Linked DNA regions of Homo sapiens: region 2 is linked to region 1. Evidence: chromatin contacts called from ENCODE Hi-C data. All regions are on one chromosome and are shown on one strand. The core of a region is the stretch at or near the end of the contact, and the rest is flanking DNA. Distances in the headings are between cores, read along the strand shown.

Region 1 (2,559 bases), core at 24-2,523:
ATCTTTGAGTGATTTTTTTTCTCCTTTCTACTTTTAGTAATTCTCCAAATTTTCTACAGTTAGTGTGTGATAAGGTGGAAAGACATCTTCAAGACTTTGGGCAAATAACTATGTCTGAGCCTCAATTTTCACATCAATAAAAAATGGGCTCAGTGCCACCTCCCTCCTTGGGTCACTAGGGGGGCCCTTGAAAGCTGTGAAAGCCCCTAAGCCAACCTGGACAGAGCAGGCGAGGCTGACGGCAGGTGTTCTTCCTTCCTCTGTGAGCCTCACAGGGTCACACGTGAACATTGGGGATCGGGGGTGGGCAGTGGGGGCAGCTGGAGAATCAAATGAGGTGACTGACATGAACTACGCCGCTTTGACAAAAGTCCTCCGAAGTAGTGTGTTCAGAACTCATCTCCAAAGCCATCTGGAATATTTGCTCCCAACATGTTGGTAAGCATTATCTCTGACAGTCACTCCGAGCCCCAGTTTCTGCTGTGATAACTAGGACAGGTAGCTCAGGTTGGTTGTGGGGACCAGAGACAGAGCAGGCAGGGTCTCACGTTCCCCAGGGCCTCTCAAGGATAGACCCTCGCCCTCATCTCCAAACCACGCCTCCCAGACAGGAACCAAACTCCCAGAGTCTCCAAACTGCCTGAGCCTTGCCCACTCCCTGGGCTAACACACACTTTAAAGGAATCCCACAGTCACCGTGTGAAAAGCTTGCTACACTGCATTTGATTCTGGGCACTGAAAGCAGTACTTGGCTGCAGACACTCGTTTCAAACAGGCCCCATTTTTCCATCTCTGCTGCTGTTATTAGGGGAGCCCTTAGACTCTCTTGCAGCGCCGGAATAGGCGCTCAAGACGTGTGTTAATATTGCAACAGCAAATATAATGAATCTGCAGTTGGGGACGCTGAGGCCGGAGTGGTGGATGAAAGGTGGCCGGAGCCTTTTCCACGGGTCCAAACCACCTGTTACAGGAGAAGGCGAGCGGCCTCGCTAAGCAACTGGACGTTCCGCGGGCGGGGCGGGGGCGGGGCCGGGGCCCGAGTCCGCTCGGAAACTTTCGCTGTGGGCGAGCCGGACCCGCCTTCTGGCCCCTCGGGCCCAACCACGCAGGGGGAGTGCCGGGCCGCAGCTAGGCGAGGCGCACCGTGATTGGCGGAGATGTGGAGTGATTGGCGGCTACACCGGCCACTCAGCAGGCCGAGCTGGCGCCGCATCCGGGGGGCCGCGTCTGGAGTGGAGGGAGGCCGAAGGCCCCGCCCCTGCCCCGCCCCCTCGTGCAGAAGGCCGCGCTAGCCGGCTCTTCAGCAGCGAGTGCAGATTGCTCCCCCGCGGCCGCAGATCTCCCGTTTGCGCCGCGTTCAGCTGCTCCCGAACAACTTTTCTGCCGGCCCAGAGGCCCCAGGGCGTCGCAGCGCCGCGTGCGGCCCACTCACGGGCCGGTGAGTACTTCGGCGCTGGGGCAGTGGCGCGGTGGCTGTGGGCAGCGCGCAGGAGGCGGGCAAGAGCCCTGAGGCACTGTCCTCTTCGGGCCTCAGTTTCCCCTTCCGAGCTGATGGGTGGCTGGCCCCAAAGTCCCGACAAGGTCCCCGAAGTTGGAGGGCCGGGGGTCCCGCCCGCTCTGCAACGCGCAAGGCGACCCCTGTTCCGGGCCCGAACGGGTCACCCGGGGGGCGCGCCCCGGTCCCCCGCGCGCTGTCGCCTGGAGCCCCGCCGCGGGCGGGACAGCAGGCCCGAGAGGCGGAGCGGCCGGCGGGCAGGCCCCCTCCCCGCGCCCCGCGCCATCCCCCCCGAGTTGCCCCGTCATGCCCCTCCCCCGCGGTCCCGGGACCCACGGCCGCCCTCGGTGCCCGCCCGGCCGTTGGAACGCGCCTGGGCCCCCGGGAGGTGTTGTGGGGGGGAAGGGGGGTTCAGTCCCCCAGGGGGACCCGGCCCGCCCGAGGGGCAGCTTAGGGGTCATTCTGAATCCCCACAGCCCACTTAGGAGCGCTGTGGCAGTTCCTCTCTCTCTCGGGGCCCCTCAGTAGAGAGTTGAGGGGTTTCAGTGGCAGCACCTGGACCCTGCCTCGTATGAACTCCACCCTCTGGATCATTAGCTTTTTGTTTGATCAACGAAAACTTTCTGGAGAATCCTACCCAGCCCTTTTGGATGTGATGGCGCCCTGGCCTCTCACCCACTTAGCAGATGATGTTATGAATTCCAAGGAAGTCGCATTTGTGCAACCCCCCACCACCCAGATTTAACCCTCTCAGTAGCCTTAGGCGGAGAAGTTATAGTCCCCGTTTGACACCCCAGGAAGCTGAGGCTCAGCAGGGTTTGGTGCCAGCCCAGGACCACGAAGCTGATGGGGCAGAGCCTGGTGTGAGGCCTCTGCCCTATCTCTCCAGAAGCAGCCCCGTCTCTCCTCACCTTGGACAGTGACCCCTGGCATTTGGCCCAGGGCTTTGCAGTTTGTAAAGGGCTTTCTCTTATGCCAGCATCCATCACTCAAGGAGCTGTGCCCTGGGTACCCCATGTGCTGGCTGCCTGTTCTCTGCAGCAGGAGAGGGAGCCCACGGGAAG
Region 2 (2,559 bases), core at 18-2,517, 2.2 Mb after region 1:
CCAATGGCCTTGAGAAGCAAAAGATTTAATGCCTCAAGATTACTTTAACTCTTTCCCCAAGCAGATGCCAAGTTCAAGCATTTGGCTCTTAAAAACTCCTATTATTAAGAAATACTGTGTTGCTTGCTAGGAAAAAAGCTTTTAAGACCCAGTAAAAAAACTAACCTGCTTAGGACATGACAAAGTTGGCACATGTGCCTGTACTGGTTTAACACAGGTTTGATCCTAGGTCTTTATTTAAAAGATAGTTTCCAGCTATAAGAGAATTTAAAACCCTCACTGCAAGTGTATTACATAAAACACTATCACTCTGTCTCCCAAAGAGACTCAAAGTAAAAATAAAAGCGAGAACTCCCACTAATTTGTGAAAATTCTCAAAGGAAGGGATAAGGAGACCACTACTACTCCTGCTGCCCTCCTCCCTGCCACCTTGCCTAGTTCATAAGACAGGAGGAAAAGAGAGAAAGCAAAAAGTTAGAAAGAAACAAAAGTCAGATAAATAGCCAGACAACCTTGGCACCACCACGTGGCCCTAGGAGTTAAAAAAAATAATAATAATAACATCAACCCCCGACCTAAACTACTTGTGTTATCTGTAAATTCCAGACATTGTATGAAAAAAGCATTGCAAAACTTTCTGTTCTGTTAGCTGATTCATGTAGCCCCCAGTCACGTTTCCCATGCTTGCTCAATTTATCACGACCCTTTCACGTGGACCCTTAAAGTCGTAAGCCTTTAAACAGGCCAAGAATTTCTTTTTTGGGGAGCTCAGCTCTTAAGACGCAAGTCTGCCGATGCTCCCGGCCGAATAAACCTCTTTCTTCTTTAATCCGGTGTCTGAGGAGTTTTGTCTGTGGCTTGTCCTGCTACAGTAGGTGACAGATGACTTTCATCCCTCATGGGACAACGTTACATCATTCTTATGAAACAGCCATGGCTGCACTCAGACTTAGGAAGGCACTGGCTGTAATGCCAGCACTAAAAGCAAACCAGAACCCAAGTGGAGAAAAGTTAGCTTTCATAAGAGGACTCATCTTTTACGTTCACAAACTTAGGCTCCCTGACTTTTATCGGTAATCAGTACTGAGGACAATGCGTTCCACACCCGCTGGCTGGCTGATGTTTGATTCTGTAACTATACCACGCCCAGAATTCTCTCAAAAGGGAATAAAACACAGGTCAAATTCCTCACCCACACACTCCACAGTTCAACCCCTGCCAGGGAAACCAAAAGCAGGAAAGGATCTCCAGCGGCGCCATTCTCATTTCCGGTCCCAGCACCCCGCCTCCATGACGTCAACGCGCCGCGCCACCGGGCTGCGTCATCTCGGCGCGCCGCTGCCAGGGCTGTACACCTGCTGGCTGCCATGGCTGAGGTGGGCCGTACCGGGATCAGCTACCCAGGCGCGCTTCTCCCACAGGGCTTCTGGGCTGCGGTCGAAGTGTGGCTGGAGAGGCCGCAGGTGGCAAACAAACGGCTTTGCGGCGCCCGCCTGGAGGCCCGCTGGAGCGCCGCCCTGCCCTGCGCGGAGGCCCGCGGCCCCGGGACTAGCGCAGGCTCGGAGCAGAAGGAGCGGGGTCCGGGACCCGGCCAGGGTTCCCCCGGAGGGGGCCCGGGTCCCAGGTCGCTATCAGGACCCGAGCAGGGCACGGCATGTTGCGAACTTGAGGAGGCCCAGGGCCAGTGCCAGCAAGAGGAGGCACAGAGGGAAGCCGCCTCAGTGCCCCTGAGGGACTCCGGGCACCCCGGCCATGCTGAAGGAAGGGAGGGCGACTTCCCCGCCGCAGATCTGGATTCGCTTTGGGAGGATTTCTCCCAAAGTCTCGCCCGTGGCAATTCGGAGTTGCTGGCCTTCCTCACCAGCTCCGGGGCGGGATCGCAGCCAGAGGCGCAGCGTGAGCTCGACGTGGTTCTCAGAACCGTCATCCCGAAAACTAGCCCACATTGCCCCCTTACAACTCCCAGGAGGGAAATAGTCGTGCAAGGTAAGAGTGTTTTGATAGTGGACGGATATGATTAGATAAAAAAGCATTCATAGAACCTCGGGTCAATGAAAAAGTCCTAAGGGTACTAGTTCCTCTGCGATGTCCTAGGGAGGTTGTTAGGTGTTTCATAGTTTTTTGAGTGGGCGCATAGAAATGTGTGTCCTTAGTACAGAAGATGGGATAATTGATTGGGGTGGTGTCTGGAAGGCTTCAAAGAGACAGTGAAGGACTAGCTGGATATTGCGTAATACCTAGGAGTTTAGCAGGTAAAGCTGTAGGTGTAAAAGTGTTGGGGACCAGCCTCAACACCACCCGTAGGGTACTCAAAGTCCGGTGGCGACGAAGGAATGAGACGAGACAGGTTAAGAGTGCATAAAGATTGGGGGCCAGGGGGCCAATTGCAAAATGGAGGCTGCCAAAGCCTGGGAGCTCTGGTCTCCACACTATTGAGTACAATCACTTAGATCTAAGAAGCGGACGTTCGGGGCGAAAGGGTGAAAGGGAGACAGTGCATCATACATGTCATCTATAGCAGTGGCGGTTTAAATGAATCTCCTTTGTGCTCAAACAGCG

Evidence for each region. Hi-C counts contacts between places; a loop is a spot of excess contacts on that map. Pooled maps may share reads with other maps.
Region 2: a map of CD8-positive, alpha-beta T cell shows a loop between it and region 1 (8-fold over the local background). The contact joins the promoter of ACOX3 here to the promoter of WFS1 in region 1. A Hi-C loop is called at or near these places in 1 of 168 maps with a recorded cell type or tissue (CD8-positive, alpha-beta T cell), 1 of 37 single-sample maps with no recorded cell type and 7 of 50 pooled maps.

The regions. Positions count from the first base shown.
Region 1 is chr4:6,268,577-6,271,135 of GRCh38, forward strand. WFS1 (wolframin ER transmembrane glycoprotein) reads left to right here and starts at 1,274. Exons shown (of 8, transcript NM_006005.3): 1 at 1,274-1,438. RefSeq lists a silencer at 1,252-1,361.
Region 2 is chr4:8,439,456-8,442,014 of GRCh38, forward strand. It overlaps ACOX3 (acyl-CoA oxidase 3, pristanoyl), which reads right to left and starts at 1,268. Exons shown (of 18, transcript NM_003501.3): 1 at 1,193-1,268. It overlaps TRMT44 (tRNA methyltransferase 44 homolog), which reads left to right and starts at 1,322. Exons shown (of 11, transcript NM_152544.3): 1 at 1,322-1,986. The coding sequence starts at 1,368. RefSeq lists enhancers at 1,156-1,395, 1,214-1,947 and silencers at 1,416-1,625, 1,676-1,735.